Linked DNA regions of Homo sapiens: region 2 is linked to region 1. A link is a loop called in an ENCODE intact Hi-C map of the cell type or tissue named here. Cell type or tissue: heart right ventricle. All regions are shown on one strand. Each heading gives the region's core, and the rest is flanking DNA. Links, peaks and the distances in the headings are about the cores only.

Region 1 (10,959 bases), core at 1,678-9,677:
TGATGTGATTTTTATGCATTGCATACCTGTATCAAAATATCTTAGGTAATCCATAAATATATATATCTACTATGTACCCACAAAAATTTAAAATAATTTTAAAAAAAAGCAACAAATTAATCAGGGGCTAATTTAGGTTCCTTAAAGATAGTGATTTAGTACATGCTGGCTCTTCCTGCCATCTTCCTTCCCCACAACAATAATGCTGAAAAAATTTAGAAGTTAGAGGGAGGTACTGACTCCAAGAAATAACCAAAAAACAGTGAGAAGCCCTTGGGAGAACTGAAGGCTGCCTTAAAGTGGCAGGCAAAGGAAAGTGAGTGTCAATGGGCAGCCTGAGCTGACAACGAGAGGCTAGGCTATGAGAAGGCTTCCGAACTTTATTATTCTCCACTTTCTTCCCTGTCTGCCTTGAGATAGAGCCAGATCCTTCAACCTAGAATAGAAAAGCTTGCCAGGGTAAGGAGTTGATGAGCAGCTGCCCTTGAAATGCTCTCCTCTAACATCTCTCTCTGGTCCTCCACAGTCCTAGGGCTACTGAACTATGATTTAGGAAGACACCTTTGTCCCACGATGCTTCTGCCTAAGCATTGTCAGTTAAGAGTGGTGACAAATATGGGGCAATCAATAGTTTTTATGTGTATGTATGGAACTGGGGCTCTCCATTTTGGGGATTATCTCTCCTTTTAAATTCACAAGAAGAGACAAAGACCAGGGCTTGGCCTTCTGCCCTTCTCAATACGCATTACCAGACAGTAGCTCATAAGTTCACACACCCAAGTAACATGATATGTTTGGAGTAAATTAATTGGATAACACACACAATGTTGTGATAGATTGTAATGTGGTCTATTGCCATGGTCAAACTTGGAACAGAATGTTGAAGAGAAGTGACAGGAATAGATCTCCTTGTGTTGTTCTTGATGTAGGGGGAATTTTTTCATTCTTTCACCATTAAGTACGATGTCAGCCTTCAGGTTATCATAGATGCTCTTTATTAGGTTGAAGAAAATCCCGTCTATCCTAGTTTGTTAGGCATTATTATCATGAAAGGATGTTATTATCTCAAATGTTTTTTCTGTGTTTATTGACTTGATTATTGGTTTTCCCTGTATTGATTTTTTCAATGTTAAACCAACCCTGCATTCTTGAGATAAATGTCACTTGGTCATGGTGTACACTAGATTCTTTTTATAATCTATTAGCATTTTGTGGAGGATTTTTGCGTCTATATTCAGCAGAAGTATTTGTCTATATTTTCTTGTAGTGTCTTTGTCTGGTTTTGGTATTAGGGTAATACAGATCTAACAGACTAAGCTGGGAATTGTTTCCCTTTCTATTGTTTGGAAGAGTTTGGGAATAATTGGTATTAATTCTTCTTTGATTGTTTCATAGAATCCTTAAGTAAAGCTATGTGGAGCAGGGCTTGCTTTCTGGCAAGTTTTTGTTTTGTTTTGTTTTGAGATGGAGTCTCGCTCTGTCACCCAGGCTGGAATGAAGTGGCACGATCTCGGCTCACTGCAAGCTCCGCCTCCTGGGTTCACGCCATTCTCCTGCCTCAGCCTCCCGAGTAGCTGGGACTACAGGTGCCCACTAACACGCCTGGCTAATTTTTGTTGTATCTTTAGTAGACGTGGGGTTTCACCGTTAGCCAGGATGGTCTCGATCTCCTGACCTCGTGATCCGCCTGCCTCGCCTCCCAAAGTGCAGGGATTACAGGCGTGAGCCGCCGTGCCCAGCCACTTTCTGGCAAGTTTTTAAATGACTAATGCAAACATTTCACTTGTTATAAGTCTATTCAGATTTTCTATTTCTCCGTGAGTCAGTTTGTGTATTTTGGGTCTTTCCGGAAATCTGTCCATTTCAACTAAGTTAATGAATTAGCATACAGTTGTTCATAAAATTGCCCTGTAATCTTCTTTCTATAAAGTTGACAGTAATGTCACCTCCTACATTCCTGATTTTAGTAATTTGAGTCTTTTCTGTTTATTCCCTGGTCAGTATAGCTAAAGGTTTGACAATTCGATCTTTTCAAAGAACCAACTTTTGGTTTTGTTGATTTTGTTATGTTTTTCTATTCTGTATTTTATTTATTTCCTCTAGTTTTTATTATTTCTGTTTGCTTTAGTTGGCTCTTTTGCTAGTTTTTTTAGGGAGAAGGTTAAGTTTCTGATTTGAGATATTTTGGTGTGTATATGTTTCCTTCCCAGCAATGTTTTTGCTGCATCCCGTAAGTTTTGATATGTTTTGTTTTTGTTCATCTCGAAGTATTTTCTAATTTCCCTTTTGATTTATTCGATTCACTGATTATTAAGGAGTATGTTTATTATCCCAAGACTTTTTTGATTTCCAATTTATTTCAGTAGAAAATTAAGACAGAGAACATACTTTGTACAGGACGAGTATCCCTCTTACCTGAAATGCTTGGAACCATGAGTGTTTTGAATTTCAGATTTTTTCAGATTTTGAAATATCTGCATTACACTTATCAGTTAAGCAACCCTAATCTGAGAATCTGCAATTCTTCAATAAGCATTTCCTTTGAGCATCATGTTGGCACACAAAAAAATTCAGATTTTGGAGCATTTTGGATTTTCAGATTAGGAATGTTCAGCCTGTATTGTTTAAATCCATTTAAAATTACTAGTGTTTGTATTATGGATTAGCATATGGTCTATCTTGGAGAACATTCTACATATGCCTGAGCTGAATAAGTATTCTGTTGTTGAGCATGGTGTTCTACAGATGTCTACAAGTCAAGTTGGTTTATACTTTTTCCAAGTCTTCTATATCTTTATCTTCTGCCTAGATGGTATAGCCATTATTGAAAATGGGGATACTGAAGACTGTCATTATTACTGTCGCATTGTGTATTTCTCCCTTCAGTTCTGGCAGTTTTGCTTCATATATTTTGGGTGAGTCTCTGTTATTAGTTATATATATATATGTTTATAATTGTTATATCTCCCTGGATTGACCCTTTTGTAATCATAAAATGTCCATCTTTATTTGTAGTAACTTTTTGGTTTTAAAGTCTGTGTTGTCTGATATGCTTTTCCCCTAGTGATGCCCTGCTGTACAAGTAGTGGTCACTGGGGAAGGGGTGGTAGACCCTGGTCTTCTCAGCTTGCTCTTCCTAGTGTGGAACTTATCCTACTAGTGAGGTGAGCAAGATTGGGTTCCCCAGGTTTCAGGCCTGCTGCATCTGGGATACAGCATCTGTCCTAGAGTGGGGTGGGTGAAGAGAGACCCAGTCCTTTCTGAAATGTGCCTGAAATAGAACTTCTGCAACATAAAGTTGGAGATGATGAGAAATGCTAGCAGCCCTCCCTTCTCAGGGTGAAACTGCAGTCCCAGAGTATAAACTGGGGTTAGAGGGAGCTTCTATAACAAGGAGCTGGGGCTTGAGGGGTATGTGGTGGGGAGCATAATAGAATAGGTTGTAGCCCAAATGCCAGAGACTGCCACTGTTCTTATGAAGATTTACAACATTTTTTTGAATGAATAATTTCCTGCAACTTTAATAACTTTTTAAAAAATAATTCTCATTAGTTAAAGTACTGTCTGTTGAGGTGGTCCATTGAGCTCCTTACTCCATTCTTAAAATCCCATGCCCTAAGGGTATATTTGCTTCAAGTATTCGGAAGCTCCATTGTTAGATGCATGCATATTTCGAGTTGTTATTTTTGTGTATCTAAATTAACCCCTCTATATTTATGTAATATCCCCCTTTATTCCCAGTAATAGTGCTTGTTCTGAAGTTTACTTTGTCCAAATTAACACAGCCCTTTCACGGTTCTTTTGGTTAGTGTTTACATGGTAATATCTTTTCCATCCTTTTATTTTTAACTTGTCTATGTCTATCTATCTATCTATCTATATATAAAATATTGTCTATGTCTTTATATATATACACACACACACATATATGTAGGTTTTCTGCTAGTTGTGTCTCGCTTTTTTATTCAATGTGACAATCTTGGTCTCTTAATTGATGTGTTTAGATTATGTATATTTAATGCAATTATTGATAGAGTTAAAGTCTATCATCATGCTAGTTACTTTATTTTTTTTACTAACTAGGAAAGCCGTGCCCACAGACTGCACTGGAGAGGTAGGATCCCACAGGAGAGTTTCTCTGCTTTACCCAGGGAAGCAAAATCCTGGCCAAAAATCATTCTGTGGCTGACGTTCTGTAGATTGCACATTATGAGGTCCACAATCATTCTGTGGCCTAACAGTTCAGAACAACAACAACAACAAAAAGTGGGAACAGGGTTTGGGTCCTGAGGCAGTGATAGATAGGTATCCAGAAAAGGTCTGTAAGAACATATTTGGAGTTAGACAGTAGAACTCCTCAAACCAAGAAGCACTCAAATTGTTGAATTCCTCTTGCCTCCGTGGAGACTCAGATCCTTTAAATGACAGGCTCATCAATCCCAGGTGGGGTTACGACACCATGAAACAATTAGGGAAATGGGTACAAACCACAAGGGGCCTCAAACTACAGCCACGATACTGCAGGAAGCTCAATCGATACAATATAGAAGATAAAAGTCTTCTTCCTCAAGCTTCATATAGACATTTACGTAGAAAACAACAGCGCACAGAAATAAAAACATCCTCCTTGCATCCTGAAAGTTCACCAACTGTATGCTTTCTTAAGAAAAAAAATGCTTTTACAATTCAAATAGACTTCAGGCTAACTGGCAACCATTCATGCACATCCCTGTGAATTCCTTCTCAATGTTTTTCCTTGTGTAACTTTAGTACAATCAATCTCAGCTAAGATAAAGAAGACAGGATACATAATGGACAGGTAATTTGGGGTATCCTTCAAGAAGACAGGATTGGAGGTGGCCTCCTGCAGGAGAGGGCTGTGGGGAAAAGAGACAAGTGTGGAAGTGCTAGGAGCCTGGAAGCAGGAGTGGATCAGAATGCTTGATCTGCAATGCTTCTGAGGCTGGCCCTGCCCTTTCTTCCAGGGATCAAAGAGGAAAGGCATGGGCCACATCCCATAGAAATGAATGAACCCTTGCTCAGAGGAGATGAGTCATCTACTTATGTTGTTCAAAGTAGCTTGGAGTAACAAGAACAGAGGGAAGCTGTCAGGAAGGACATCAGCAGGCTATTTTAGTCGTTGCGTGCTCAAACAGGGCAGGCTGCCTCTAGCTCTGGGCAGTCCACACCACAGGAAGCAAAGGGAGCGGGCACTCCTTGGACAGACTTGCTCACAGACCTCATAGGTCTGTGAACAGCTTGCCTTCCTCCTCACCATCCTCCGTTCCTTTGGTGACATGAGCAGAATCTAGACCATGGAAAGTACATGACCATTTGTAAACTCACAATGTGTTGCTTTTCTATACTATGTAACAAATTACCACAAACTTTGAGGCTTAAAGCAATGCCCGTTCATTATCTTACAATTCTGTAAGAATGCCTGGTTTATCTGCTCGAGGTCTCACAAGGAAATGCAGGTGTCAGCAAGATGTGTCCTCATCTGAAGCTCAAAGTTCTTTTAAGTTCATTCTGGTTGTTGATAAAATTCGGGTTGCTTTCAGTCTTTTGCCATATGACCCTACCATTTTCAAAAGCAGCACGAAGAAACTCTCTTGCATCCAATATCTCCCTTACCTCAAATACCTGACATTTCTGTTTCTGATTGCTAAAGCCAGATTTTAAAGGTTCGTGGATTAGGTCAGGCTCACCCAAAAAAAATCTATCTCAAAGGTCAATTGATTTGGGGCCTTAGTTACAGTTTCAAAATCCTCTATAGCAACACCTAGATTGGTGTTTGATTGAATAATTGGGAGAATGTATGTACAGGTACATTAGAGGCCAGAAATTTTTAGAATTCTGGTCTATCTTAGAATTCTGCCTATCATAAGCAGGATATATGACTACTTGGCTGAACAGGTAAAATTTAAAAATAAAACAAAGATTTCCAAATGCCTGCCAGTGCTGGTCCTGTTTGTTTCCATTACTGGCTGTCCAAAGACAGAAGTAGGGCCAAAAGGGACAGTGTGAGGTATTTATAAACCAAGCTGAAGCAGGCATACAGCTGTTCTCTGTGCTGCTGCAGCAGAACTACGAACTGTCCATATTTTCGAATAGTCTGAGGCTCAAAAGAATTAGAAAGCAGCAGCTATGAATTAGAGACTAGCTTGGAAAGTAAACTGCAATTTTGTGGTCAAGGGCAAGTTTCCTACACCACAGAAAGATGACACTGCAGTGCCAGGAAACAGCTGAAGAAATGGCTTAGCAACTGCCCTGAGGCAGACCTTATGAATGACAGTGACACAGCACTCTGTTAAGCATAGTTTTGGGCAGGAAGTCGGGTCAAATCAATATGCAGTACTTTGTACCACTCAATTACCGCAAAATACTACTATCCTCCTTTCAAAAACATTTTAGATTGAAGGCTGAGCTGGGGAGTTGATGTAAAATCTTTTATGGAAAGATTGGGTAGGTAGGAATTGAAAAGCTAAGAGGCACCAAGTATCCCTTTAGGGGGCCTATTTGATTTTCTTGGAATACCAAAAAGTCATCAGAGAAAAATGCCTTTCATAAACTAAATTTATCTTGACAATAAAGACATCTATTTTTAGCAATAGTCTATTCAACGTCCATTTTTTTTATAGCCATGAAGTACCTACTTTAACCTTCAGATCTGAAATCAAGATTTTCTGAATGTAATAATTATATAAGCCAAAGATTTTAGTAAACCAAGTTTCTACCCAAAGCATCTTTTACAGCCTGCAATGAATGTCTGGAGTGAAACTGCCTTTGCAAAATTAGAACAGTAAGAGAAATCTGACATAGTTGACGCCATCTTGCTTCTGACCTCCAAGCTGTCCTTTGTCATTTCTGGGAACAGGCAAAGCTAACTTTGGGAGGAATTTAGTTTATAGTTTAACATTAAAGCAAGGATGATAATAACCTTTCCCAAAACGAAACTGCTTCTGAAAACTAATGAAAAGCCATGAGGTTAGGGTTATCAGAGGGGCCTGAGATAACCGGACATTGTCTGGGAGATCATAAGGTTTCTAAATTTCCCAATCACTCCTGTAGGAAGCATTACTACTACAGAACCTAAGGTTGGTCTTTTGAGAGATCCTTTCAGATGTTTGCATTTCTGACAACTGGCTGACTCAACCGGTCCTGTGGCCCCCACCCAAAGGCTGACTCAGAGCAGGAGGACCATATTCCACATCCCTATGATTCCATCCTCAACCAATCAACATTCCTCATTCCCTAGCCCCCTGCCCACAAAACTATCCTTGTAAAACCCTAATCTCCAAGCCTTCAGGGAGACTGATTTGAGTAATAACTCTATCTCCTGTGTGGCTGGCCTCATGTTAGTAAAACTCTTTATTGCAATACCATGGTCTCAGTGAACTGGTTTTGTCTGTATAGCAGGCAGGAAGAATCCATCAGGTAATTATAGGAGTTGCTATGGAAACAGAAAAACATTTAACAGCACTGGCATAAAAATGGGGTCGGGGGGGGAGTGGAGAATGGGAGGGGAGCCAGTGGTGTCTAGATTGCCCCATGGGATTGTTACAAGGAGAGAAGAGGAGAGAAAGGGGGAAAAGAAAAGAGGGGGAGGGAAAGGGAGGAAGGGCAGAGAGAATACAGGTAGGCTTAAAGAATAAATTTAAACAAAAAGTCTGAAAACAAAGAAAGCTAATTTGATCTGTTTATTGTGAAACAAATTCTACAGGAGAGTAGGAATGATCAGGGTAATGACAGGAGTCAGCACTGGGGTCAAGAAAGAAGCAAGGGAAATTCTAGATGCACCCTTCCTGAAGGGCCTGATACTTTTTAGAAGATGCCATGAGTTAGAAAGACTCTAACTCCATTTTTGATATTCAACTGTTGATAGTTTTCAAGCCCCAATGATGCCCCTTTACCTTTAGCCCCAAACCTGGGCAAGCCAATCAAAAAGCCCTTCTCTCTCGGAGCTAGTGAGAAGTTCCAATCATGCAAACCCACTCCAGCCTTGCTCCCCAACCGCAATAAAAACCAATTGCTGGCAAGATGGCCGAACAGGAACAGCTCCAGTCTGCGGCTCCCAGCGAGATGGATGCAGAAGGCGGGTGACTTCTACATTTCCAACTGGGACTGGTTAGACAGTGGGTACAGCCCACGGAGGGCGAGCCGAAGCAGGGTGGGGCATCACCTCATCTGTGAAGCACAAGGGGTCAGGGAATTTTCTCTTCTACCCAAAGGAAGCTGTCAGGGACTGAACCTGAGGAACTCTGGCACAGATACTGCGCTTGTCCCATGGTCTCTGCAAGCTGCAAACCAGGAGATTCCCTCCGGTGCCTACCCCACCAGGGCCCTGGGTTTCAAGCACAAAACTGGGCGGCCGTTTGGGCAGTCACCGAACTAACTTCATGAGTTCTTTTTTTTCCATACCCCATTGGCACCTGGAACACCAGCAAGACAGAACCATTCACTCCCCTGGAAAGGGGTGCTGAAGCCAGGGACCCAAGTGGCCTGGCTCAGTGGGTCCCACCCCCATGGAGCCCAGCAAACTAAGATTCACTGGCTTGAAGTTCTCGCTGCCAGCACAGAAGCAGTCTGAGGTCAACCTGTGACAATGGAGCTTGGTGGGGGGAGGGGCGTCCGCCATTGCTAAGGCTTGAGTAGGTGGTTTTACAATCACAGTGTAAACAAAGTCACAAGTCACGGGGAAGTTCGAACTGGGCAGAGCCCACTGCAGCTCAGCACGGCCGCTGTGGCCAGACTGCCAGATTTCTCTTCTCTGGGCAGGGCATCTCTGAAAAAAAGGCAGCAGCCCCAGTCAGGGACTTATAGATAAATCCCCAGCTCCCTGGGACAGAGCACCTGGGGAAAGGGGCAGCTGTGGCCGAAGCTTCAGCAGACTTAAACATCCCTGCCTGGCAGCTCTGAAGAGAGCAGTGGACCTCCCAGCACAGCGTTCGAGCTCTGCTGAAGGTCAGACTGCCTCCTCAAGTGGGTCCCTGACCGCCGTGTATCCTCACTGGGAGAAAACTCCCAGTAGGGGCCAACAGACACCTCATACAGGAGAGCTCTAGCTGGCATTTGGCAGGTGCCCCTCTGGGAAGAAGCTTCCAGAGGAATGATCAGGCAGCAATCTTTGCTGTTCTGCAGCCTCCGCTGCTGATACCAAGGCAAACAGCGTCGGGAGTGGACCTCCAGCAAACTCCAGCAGACCAGCAGCAGAGGAGCCTGTCAGAAGGAAAACTAACAGAAAGGAATAGCACGTCCACTCAAAGATGCCATCCAAAGGTCACCAACATCAAAGACCAAAGGTAGATAAATCCAAAGATGGGGATAAACCAGCACAAAAAGGCTGAAAATTCCAAAAATCAGAAGGTCTCTTCTCCTCCAAAGATCACAACTCCTCGCCAGCAAGGGAACAAAACTGGATGGAGAATGAGTTTGACGAACTGACAGAAGTAGGTTTCAGAAGGTGGGTAATAACAAACTCCTCCAAGCTAAAGAAGTATGTTCTAATCCAATGCAAGGAAGCCAAGAACTTTGAAAAAAAGGTTAGACAAATTGTTAACTAGAATAACCAGTGTAGAGAAGAACATAAATGACCCGATGGAGCTGAAAAATACAGCACGAGAACTTTGTGAAGCATACACAAGTTTCAACAGCCGAATTGGTCAAGTGGAAGAAAGGATATCAGTGATTGAAGATCAACTTAATGAAATAAAGAGCAAAGACAAGATTAGAGAAAAAGGAATAAAAAGGAATGAACAAAGCCTCCAAGAAATATGGGACTATGTGAAAAGACCAAATCTACGTTTGATTGGTGTACCTGAAAGTGACAAGGAGAATGGAACCAAGCTAGAAAACACTCTTCAGGATATTATCCAGGAGAACTTCTCCAATCTAGCAAGACAGGCCAACATTCAAATTCAGGAAATACAGAGAACAGCACAACAACACTCCTCGAGAAGAGCAACCCTAAGACACATAATCGTCAGATTCACCAAGGTTGAAATGAAGGAAAAAATGTTAAGCGCAGCCAGAGAGAAAGGTTGGGTTACCCACAAAGGGAAGCCCATCAGACTAACAGCGGATCTCTCTGCAGAAACTCTACTAGCCAGAAGAGAGTGAGGCCCAATATTCAACATCCTTAAAGAAAAGAATTTTCAACCCAGAATTTCATATCCAGCCAAACTAAGCTTCATAAGTGAAGGAGAAATAAAATCCTTTACAGACAAGCAAATGCTGAGATATTCTGTCACCACCAGGCCTGCCTTACAAGAGCTCCTGAAGGAAGCACTAAATATGGACAGGAACAACCAGTAGCATCCACTGTAAAAATATACTAAATTGTAAAGAACATCAACACTATGAAGAAACTGCAACTAACAGGCAAACAACCAGCTAGCATCATAATAACAGGATCAAATTTACACATAACAATATTAAACTTAAATGTAAATGGGCTAAATGCCCCAATTAAAGACACAGACTGGCAAACTGAAAAAAGAGTCAAGACCCATCAGTGTGCTGTACTCAGGAGACTCATCTCACATGCAAGGCACACAGGCTCAAAATAAATGGATGGAGGAATATTTACCAAGCAAATGGAAATGAAAAAAAGCAGGAGTTGCAATCCTAATCTCTGATAAAACAGACTTTAAACCAACAAAGATCAAAAGAGACAAAGAAGGGCATTATATAATGGTAAAGGGATCAATGCAACAAGAAGAGCTAACTATCCTAAATATATATGCACCCAATACAGAAGCACCCAGATTCATAAAGCAAGTTCTTAGAGACCTACAAAGAGACTTAAACTCCCACACAATCTAATAGTGGGAGATTTTAACACCCTATTGTCCGTATTAGACAGATCAACAAGACAGAAAATTAACAAGGATATTCAGGACCTGAACTCAGCTCTGGACCAAGCAAACCTAATAGACATCTACAGAACTCTCCACCCCT
Region 2 (10,959 bases), core at 1,155-9,154, 120 kb after region 1:
GGTATATTCATACAACAGAATACTACTCAACATTAGAGACTAACTATCAAGACACACAAGTTGGAAGAATCTCAAGTGTCTTGTGCTGAGTAAAATAAACCAGTCTTAAAACCATACAATCTCAAATTATACACACTAATTTCATTTATATGACATTCTCAAAAAGAGAAAATTACAGTGACACATAACAGATCAGTGGTTGACAAGAGTCAGAAGTGGACTATATGGAGATAGCACAGGTTTTGGAGGGTAATGAAAATGTTCTGTATCCTGACTATGGTAGTGGTTATTCAAATCTATACATGTGCTGAAACTCACAGAACTACACACCAAAAAAAAAAAAAAAAAAAAAAAAAAAAAAAAAAAAAAAGTTTAAAAATCTGTTAAGGTAGCTATCCACACACATACACTCTTTATAACCTTGCTGCTTTCATTTATCAATATACTTTGGAAATCACTAAAAAGCATATTCTAGAGGTTTTCCTCATTCTTTTTTAAGGTGCATAATGATCCATTATGTGGATGTAACAATTTATTCAACTATATAGGGGCATTTAGGTCATTTCCAATAGTTTTCATTCACAAATCATCATGCTATGAATAACCTTATATATATGTATTTGTATTGTTAAAACAGCCAATTCCTAAAAATGAGATTGCTAGGTGAAAACCGTAACATATATGTAATTTTGTTAGACACTGTGCCAAACTTCTTTCCATTAAGGTTGTATCTTTTTTGCATTCCAACTAACAAGGTGTGAGAACACGTGCTTTCCTGCAGTCTCATCGAAAGTGTTGTGAAGCTTTTAGAACTTTGCCACCCAAATAAGTGAGAAATGGTATCTCATTTAGGTTTTTTCCCCCTTAGATGAAAAGCCTATCAATTTTTAATAAAACTTGTTTAATAACAGCTCCCATTTTAAGTATATAATGCATAGTTTTCAGTGTATTCAGAGTTGTTCAACCACCATCCCAAAGAAAAACCCTTGTACCCATCATCAGTCACTCCCTACACTGCTCTCCATAGTTCTAGACAACCATGTTATCTATTTTGTCTCTGTGGATTTGCCTATTCTGGACATTTCATATAAATGGCTTCTATGGTCTTATATGGTCTTTTGTGAGTGGCTTTGTTCACTTATCACAATGTTTTCAAGGTTCACCTGTGTTGTAACAAGCATTCATAATAATACTTCACTCATTTCTATGGCTGAATAATATTCCATTTGATCTATTCTTCAAACATTTCAGTTGTTTCCACTTTTTGGCTACTATAAATAATGCTGCTATGAATGTTCCTGCACAAGTTTTTATGTGCAAGTTTTTGTGTTTTCGTTTCTTTGGAGTATATACTAAGGAGCATAACTGTGGGTCATACAGTAACTCCGTATTTTCAGGACCTACCAAACTGTTTTCCAAAGCAGCTGCACCATCTTATGTTACCCATAAAGCAACAAGACATTCCAATGTCTCCGCACCCTTGCCAACATTTATTATCCATCTGTTTGATCGTAGCCATATTGGTGGGTGTGAAATGGAATCTCATTTTGGTTTTCATTTGTATTTCTCTGATAGCTAATGATGTAGAGCATCTTTTCATACGTTTATTATATATCTTTATTAGGAGAAATGCCTATTCAGATCCCCTGCCCATTTTTTAATTGCACTGTCTGTTGTAACTGAGGTTATGAGTTCTTTATACATTCTAGATACATATCCCTTTATCAGATACATGATTTGCGAAAATTTTTCTTCCATTCTGTGGGTTTTCTGCTTTCTTTATAGGGCTTTTTAAAGCACAAAACTTTCAAATTTTGATGTCTACTTTATCTATTTTCTCCCCTTTTGTTGTTTGTGCTTTTGGTGTCACATCTATCAAGAAAGCTCATTAGAAACTCAATGTCTGTGGTAGGCTGAATAATGACTCCCCAAAATGTCCATGTCCTAATCCCAGGAAGCTGTGAATGTTACCTTACATGGCAAAAGGAATTTTGTAGATGTGATTAAATTAAGGATTTTGAGATGGGGAGATTATCCCAGATTAGTCAGATGGGCCAAATATATTAATAATCACACTCAGAGGAACAGAATGTGATATGCAAGATGTTTGGATTAGGAAAAGGGTGATGTCAGAGGCCATGAACCAAGGAATTCAGGAAGCCTCTAGAAGCTAAAAAAGACAGAAAAAGATTCTCCCCTGAAGCCTACAGAAAGAGCACAGCCCCAACACCCTTGTTGGAGGCCACACAAATGTTTCTTGTAATTAGGTACAACTGAAGCCTGTTAGTAATAATATGAACCTGTGATCAATTAAGCAGCCAACCAATCGTTACCTCCTCCTCCATGCTCTTGTTACCCAATAAATACAAAAGGGCTGTAGAAGCTCAGGGGTTGCCTTTGCTCACTAGAAGCAGGGAGCCCTTTCATTCTTTTCTTCTCTCTTCTTCTTCCCCATGCTAGCCTTTCCTTAAAAATTACTTTTGTTTTTTGTTATCATTTCTACGTTTGTGCCTTCGTTCAGTCTCATAATGACGGTCTCAGACAGTAACAGTAGAAACTGCTGTAGTGACAGTCTCAAGTAGTAGCAGTGACAGTCAGCTACAAGTGGTGCCTGAATTCCAAAGGGAGGAGGGTATAATGAGACATGTCCGACCCCCTCTTCCCATCATGGCCTGAACTAGTTTTTCAGGTCTCTTCGGGTCTCTTCAGTTCTCTTCAGGTCCCTTTTTGTCCCTGATAGTCCCTTCAAGTTCCTGTCTAGGCGCCACTAAGGGCTGCATAATCTGCAATTGTCTTGCTCAATTAATTTAAAAACAAAAAGGAGATGGAGGCTGCACAAATGTTTCTCATGATTAGGCATAACTGAAGCCTGTCAGTAACAACATGAACCTGTGATCAATTAAGCAGCTGACCAATGGTTACCTCCTCCTCCTTGCTCTTTACCCAATAAATACGAAAGGACTGTAGAAGCTCAAGGGGGCTGCCTTTGATCACTAGAAGCAGGGAGCTCTCCTCTTCTCCCCATGTTGCCTTTCCTTAAAACAGTTTCTTTTGTCTTTTTTCATTTCTATGTTCGTCCCTTCGTTCAGTCTTGTAATGATGGTCTCCAGTAGTAACTGCAGTAATGACAGTCTCAAGCAATAACAGGAGTTAACTGCTGTAATGATTGTCTCAAACCATAACTGTGGCAGTCAGCCACACACCCTGACTTTAGACTTCTGCCCTTTGGAATGATAAGAGAATAGACTTGTGTTTTAACCCACTCAACTTGTGATAATTAGCTACAGGCACAATAGGAAACTAACACAGAGTCCCAAGGTTTTTACTTGGGGCTAGCCACACGGTACCCCTCTGCCTAACACATACCAAAGTTCCAGACTCCCAGAAGAAAAGTAGGTTAACATAAACCATATATACTTAGGTCTATTACTAGAATTTCTATTCTATTCCATTAATTTGTCTATTTATATACCAGTACTTATTCTAATTATACCAATTACATAATAGTTTAAGAGCAAGTTTTAATAACTGCTTGTGCTAGTCATTCCTCATAACTTTTCCAGAATTTTCCCAGTATTTCTACATTTTCATTTTTTCATAGAAAATTTAACAGCAACTTTCCTAATTCCATAAGAAGTTTTCTTGGTATTTTTTTTTTAAATATCAAATTAATTGACAGCAAACTGATGTCTCAGTCCATTTGAGTTGCTTTAAAGGAGTACTGGAGGCTGGGTAATTTATAAAGAAAAGAGGTTTACTTGACTCATGGTTCTGCAGGCTGTACAGGAAGTGTGGTACCAACATCTGCTTCTGCTGAGGGCCTCAGGCTGCTTCCACTCCTAGAAGGCAAAGGAGTGTGCAGATCACATGGCGGCAAGGGGGGTGGTGACAGGCTCATTTTAATACCAGGTCTCAGGTGAACTCTCTTGGAAATTAAATGTGAGAACTTAGTTCCCCATCCCCCTGGGGAGGGCATTAATCTATTCATGAGGGATTATTAATATATATTATATATAATGATATATTACTATAATAATTACTATATATTGATACATCAATACTCATGAGGGATCATATCGATATAATAGCTTTTTAAAAAGAGTTTTAGTTAAAAACAAAACCACAATATAAAAATATGCACATTAACTAAATGGAGCAAATGTGGAAGTGTGTGAGTATAGCCTGGCAGCTGCAGGCAGCCCAAGTCCAATGGGTATCCCTGGACGAGTTTACTAGAGGGAAAACAGACATGGGTATAAATTCACCAAGAGAGTTCAGTGCAGCTAAGAGGACTGCTCCTACAGCTTAAGGTAAAAAGGTCATAAAATAACTCCATGGGATAAAATGTAGTAGCTGTCCCTAATAACTCTTAAAACTAAAACTCTTTAAAAATATAAGAAATTTCCTATTATTAAGAACATCTAACTTCAACCAACTACCCCAATCATACTACACAATGAAACACTTAAGGTATTTTTCTCTTAAAAAAACAGAAAAACATAAGGATGCCTGCTTTTTCATCACTCTTATTTAACAATGTTCTGAAGCTCTAGCCAAAGCAATAATGCATAAAAACATACATATTAATATTAGATTGAATAAGTTGTTAATTATGTTGGACTGACAAAAATTATAATTTCATACAGTTTTACTTAATACATATATATATATACACACACACACACAGACTTAGGAGAAAGACAAACAAAATGGAAAACCCTATAAAGATGTCAAATTCCAAATTTATCTAACGTTTTAATGTAATTGTAACCAAAAAGCAAATAGCAACTTTAAATTTTCTTTACAAAATGATTTGAGGATTCATAGGGAATAAAAACAAGATAGATAAGAAACTGCTTTTTGAAGAATAATCATTTAGGGAGAGGGGATGACCTGCCAAGCCAGCTAATGAAATGTATAAATAAGCTATATTACCTAAAATAAAGTTAAAACAGAAATGTACAAATGCATAGACATATACATGAGAAAAAAAAATACCCTGGGAAAAAAAAAATCAAGAAATAGATCCCAGTACATAACAGAATTTGAATGAAAGGAAATACTGTATATAATTCAATAAGTGGTGTTAAGGCAACTGACTAATGATTTGAGGACAAACAGATTCTCTACCTGATGCCAACGGACTGAAGAAATAGAGATTTGCATTTAAAGATGGAAGCACGGACATAAAATATTGGTGAATATATAATCTTTAGGGGTGTTAAGGTATCAGAAAGGCAGAAACCATTTAAAAAAAAAAAAGAGAGTTGCCTGACAGGTATAAAAATAATAGAAAATAAAAAATTCAAATGCAAATAGAAACTCAGAAAAATATTAAATCCTTAAAGTCAAAAGACTAAGTCAAAAAGAAAAATTCAAACATCAATGGGAAAACTGACAAAAGACTGATCAAACACAAATACAAATGGTCGCAAATGTATAAAAGTATTCAGTCTTAGTAGTAATTGTTTTAAAATAAATTAAAACAACGTGACAACTTTATTGGTAGACTGGTAAGAAAAGAGTAACAGCCAGTGTGGGGAAGTAAGCACATGCATACAGTATGGTTGAGATGTGAATTGATTGCCTTTGAAGAAAACTATTGGCAGTATCTATTTTTTTAAATGGGGAATAGGGGCAGGAAAAGAGTGAGGAGAGGGAAGAGAGATGAGGAAGGAACAGAGACCAAAACATGGATGACTCATGTTAGTTCTTGACTGGTTACAGTTTTTCACCATTTATTAATCTGCATTTTATAATCTGTTTTATTCTTACAATCAATTTAAACAAGAATTTCTAGGATTCCAATAAAACTGGACCTAATTCCTTGCCTGTTTTTTCCTTCCTACATCTCTCTTCAAAACAATTCTCAGTAACCTATTTTCATGCCCAGCCATAACTCAACAGAAGCCACCCAGAATAATGAGGTGGACCCCTAAATACCTAAGAACTCCCCTATATCTGAAACATAACCACTGCTGCACCCATTCTGAAAGAGACATTACCTCTTGGTAGTGCTGACCACTACTTCATTTCCCATTTGCTAATCAAGAAGCAATACTTCAGATGAGCCCATGTCACCAATCCATAGAAGCATTTCTAAAGGTGGTCCAATTTCGCCCAAAGGTTTGAAAGCACACTACCCTCTCTTGTACACTGCTCTACCTAATAACTTTTGGAATGACAAACATAAACTATCTCAAAGATCTTTATAAATACAGTTAGGTTTCACAGAGCACCTTTGTACCATGAATAATTGCCTAGAAAATCTTCTGCTCCCAGTTTAATCATGCTCTAAAAAGAAAATCCATGTAGGGCCCTTGCCATACCATGAATACAAACCACTAATTAACCTGAATCCATAAAGTTGGCTATGCTATTTCTCAAACTTCACTGCCAAGACAGTTTTTAACTAGCACATCCTTTGATCCAAATGTAATACTAGAACTATACAGAAAAAATCAGCTTTCAAGAACCAAACTGCCATATCACTTTGCAATCATTATAACTGATTTAAAAAATAGTCACAAATTGGCCAGGCACAGTGGCTCATGCCTGTAATCCCAGCACTTTGGGAGGCCAAGTCAGGTGGATCATGAGGTCAAGAGATCGAGACCATCCTGGCCGTGAAACCTCATCTACTAAAAATACAAAAATTAGCTGAGCGTGGTGGCACACACCTGTAGTCCCAGCTACTCAGGAGGCTGAGGCAGGAGAATCGCTTGAACCCGGGAGACAGAGGCTGCAGTAAGCTGAGATCGCACCACTGTACTCCAGCCTGGCAACAGAGTGAGTCTCTGTCTCAAAAAAACAAAAAAACAAAAACAAAAAAAAGTCACAAACTGTTAGAACTAACGAGGGCTTAAATGTCTTTCATTTTATAGGCAGGTAATTAACGAAATACCTTAAGTACGCAGCATTTTTTCTTGTTTCAAATATGGAGTGTTTACTAAAAACTATGTATTTACAACTATTAATGATACACTGATTAAAATCATTAGTTCAAAAATGCATGTTTTATTTACAATGACATCAAAAAGAATAAAATACTTAGGAATAAACCTAACCAAGGAAGTGAAAGATTTGTACACTGAAAACTACAAAACACTGCTGAAAAAATTAGACACAAATAAATGGAAAGACATCCCAAGTTTATGGGTTAAAATACTGTTAAGATATCAATACTACCCAATGTGATCTATAGGTTCAACACAATCACTATCAAAATCCCAAAATCCCAAGGCAAGTAGAAAAGTGCATCCTAAAATTCATACAGAATCTCAAGGGACCCCAAATAGCCAAAATAATCTTGAAAAGGAAGAAGACAGTTAGAGGTCTCACATTTCCTTATTTCAAAACATATTACAAAGCTATAGTATTCAAAATAGTCTGGTACTGGCATAAAGACAGACACACAGAGCAGTTAAACAGAATAAAGTGTCCAGAAATAAACCCTTGCATATATAGCCAATTAATTTTCATACAAGGACACAAAGACTACTCAGTGAAGAAAGGACAGCCTCTTCAACAAATGGAACTGGAGAAACTGGATATCCACATGCAAAAGAATAGAGTTATACCCTTTATCTTACACCATAAATAAAAGTTAACTCAAAATGGGTTAAAGACCGAAACATAAGACCCAAAACTATAAAATGCCTAGGAGAAAGCATAGGGAAAAAGTTCATGACATTGGATTTGGCAATGATATCTTGGATATGACACCAAAAGCAAAAGTAACTATATCAAACAAAAACTTTTGTTCAAAGAATATGATCAACAGAGTGAAAAGGCAACCTGCCAAATGGGAGAACATAGTTGCAAATCATCTGATAAGGGGTAATATCCAGAATATATAAGGAACTCCTATAACTCAACAACAACAACAAAACCTGAATATAACGTGGGCAAAGGACGTGAATAGACATTTCTCCAAAGGAGATATACAAATGCCCAAGAAGGATATGAAAAGACGCTCAATATCATTAATCATTAGAAAAATGCAAATCAATACCACAATGAGATAGCACCTCACACCACTATCAAAACAAAACAAAACAAAAACAACTGTTGGCAAGGGCATGGAGAAATTGGAATCCTTGTGCATTATTCACGGGATTCTGAGATTATGCAACCACTATGGAAATGTGGTGGTTGCTTAAGGAATTAAATATAGAACTATCACATGATCCAGAAATCTCTCTTCTGGGTAGATATGCAAAATAGTTGAAACCAGGGTCTTGAAGAGATATTTGCATACTCAACTTCACAGCATTAGTCACAAGAGCCAAGAGGTAGGAGCAAGCCTAGTGTCCACGGATGGATGAATGGATAAACAAAATGTGGTATATCCATACAATGGAATATAATTCAACCTTAAAAAGGAAGGAACTATAAATGTTGTCTTTTTTATATTTTTATGAAAAAGCAGAAAATTACTTTTGAAGAAAACAGGCTATTTAAATATTGAAATATATGTATGTTGTGAGTTTAAGGAGCCTGTAATTGTCAGTTTTACAAAATCATCCGTGTTCAATGGTTGTAAATAAATTCTCAAAACATCATTTCAAAAAACAAAACAAAAAAAAAAAAAAGGAAGGAACTGTCACATCCTACAACATGGATTAACCTTACAGATATTATGCTAAGTAAAATAAGCAGGTCACAAATCCTGCATTATTCTACTTATATGAAGTATCTAAAGTAGTCAAATTCATAAACACAGAAAGTAGAATGGTGGTTACCAGGAGCCTGGGGGTGGGGATTAAGGGTAGGGAGAGAAATAGGAAGTTGTTTAATGGGTATAGACTTCCAGCTTTACATGAAGAAGTTCTGAAGATCTGCTACACAACAACGTGAATACACTTAACACCACTGAACTGTACATATAAAAATGGTTAAGTATTTTGTTATGTGTTTTTTTCACCAAGTTTCTAGAAAATAAATAAATGAAAATAAATAAAAACGTAGGTTTCATACTCTATCATGACTGACCATCTAAAAGATCCTCTTAAACATCAAACCTCTGCCCTAAAACGGCAGAGTTGTATGCAACAAAATCAATCAGGCAAATGGCAAAGGCTTTCTAGAAACCCTCCATCTGTGGTTTTAAAAGTAATCACATGGGAATTAAAAAACAACAACAACAAAACAGATTTGGAACTACAGATGAGAACTAATGACCACCTAATTCCAAAATGCCCTAATAAGAACAAAGCACCTTTGAACTTCTTCTGGAGCCCTTGGACCTCTAATGGAAGTCTGCGAGAGATTTCTGCCTGCCGAGGCAAATGCCACTACCAGCCCTTGCATTATCTCCAGCTCCTGTTAGTCCAGGGCCAGCTTCTGAGAATATTCCACAAGTCTAGACTAACTCATCACACCAATCTGGAGCTAAGCAGTATCTACAGAAGGCAATATTGCTTAACCTTAGCAATACAACCAGGTATCTAAGTCATCAAGAACAAAGAGACAGTAGCTTCGAATACCAAATATTCATTTCCCTGTATTATCCACTCACTGGTTTCCTTTTAAGAACCTTCATGATCCAGAATGGCCTGTGATTACTTAAACTGTTAACAAGTCAACAGAAAGTGATATGAAAGCTTGTGGCTGATTGAAAAAAAAAAAAAGTACATTTTACTTGAATACTAATACATGGGTTTTGCATGAACTGTCAAGTCTGTTCTTTTTGCAGTTGGTACAATATAACAAAATCTAATTCCTGAAGTGCTCATTTGGGGTTACATAGTTTGGCTCAAGGGACAGATGTCTTAGGGCGGAATCCTGGCTCCACTATTTACCAGCCCTATCACGCTGGGTATATTACTTAACCTCTCTAAGCCTCAGTTTCATGATCTCTAGATTAGGGTTTTATGAGAATCTGAAAATCTTAAAATCAAAAAGTTATAAAAGTGATGGTTTAGATAAGTGTATACAACTCCTTTTAGTTACAAGGAAAAGCAACATGTGGGGAAGAAAAAACTGGTGTTACTCAATGTCCTACTATAGCAGACTTCCTCATGACATCTGCACCAGAACTGAATTTTACCTGTACTTCTGACTCTCAGGTTCTCAGGTATAAAAAGTCCTATGCACTTTTTTCATATGCTTTGTAAATAGTTTTGTACTGTGTTTTGCACCTACGTCACAAATACAGCTTAAAACAAAAATTTGTGCATGAAACTATAGTACACTGGCAAAAAATTTTAAAAGTCCTAATAAAGGCTGTCAAACGTTACTCTGCCATTTAATTGCCAATTGATAGAACATGTGACTATGAAATTTAAATTGTCATAGGTTGAAACACTCTTGAAAATTTATTCGAATTTATATTTACTAGATACATAAACTATAGCTTCTCATTTATAATAAATTAAATGCCTTCCAAAAACCCACTTCACAATGAAATTATATTACAATGAAAGTTTAGGCAAACTTTCAATCAAAACTGAATGCCTGCTATTTATGTACTACAGATGTTGACAAAGGTTCTGCCCTACAGAAATTCCAGCCTAGGTGAAGAATGACACCCCTGAAATCATTTAAGTAGCTAACAAGGCAGTACACAATTAGGTGTCAAAATGAATGATGAATGATTAACAAAGACCACAAATTCAGAGGGAGCATGCAGGACTGAACAGAAATGGCGAAAGGCGGTAGGAGAGAGGCTGCTGCAGTGCCCCATGGTGAAGGCAGTGGGAGAGTGATCAAAAGAGGATGTAACAGGCACTGATGCCACTTGGTGAAGGGTCAAAACTGAATCCAGTGGGGCAGGCAGAATAATCATAGCATTAATAAAAAACTGAAAACTGGAGGTGGCGCAAGATAATTCTGCCCTGGACACATGCAGTGTGCACCAGCAGCTAGACACACACAGGGAGGAAGACAACCAACAGGCAATTGGAGAGCAGCAACTGTCAGCTAGGGCACAACCAGAACCGAGAAGTACAGAGTCAC

What was found. Peaks named below come from ENCODE experiments on the same cell type or tissue, not always from the same donor. Only the 100,000 strongest peaks of a DNase experiment are listed, where the experiment ranks them.
Region 2: a loop joins it to region 1, with 1.9 times the contacts of the local background. A loop is called at or near these places in 18 of 110 quality-filtered maps.

Annotation. Positions count from the first base shown.
Region 1 is chr2:97,864,440-97,875,398 of GRCh38, forward strand. All of the region lies in intron 4 of TMEM131 (transmembrane protein 131), which reads right to left. Among named protein-coding and RNA genes, the nearest start is that of TMEM131, 130 kb to the right of the region's middle. In heart right ventricle, for the core only: no CTCF peak of the experiment used is centred there; a DNase peak (open chromatin) is centred at 5,172; H3K27ac peaks cover 3,573 bases.
Region 2 is chr2:97,980,698-97,991,656 of GRCh38, forward strand. All of the region lies in intron 1 of TMEM131 (transmembrane protein 131), which reads right to left. Among named protein-coding and RNA genes, the nearest start is that of TMEM131, 9.8 kb to the right of the region's middle. In heart right ventricle, for the core only: no CTCF peak of the experiment used is centred there; no DNase peak of the experiment used is centred there; H3K27ac peaks cover 866 bases.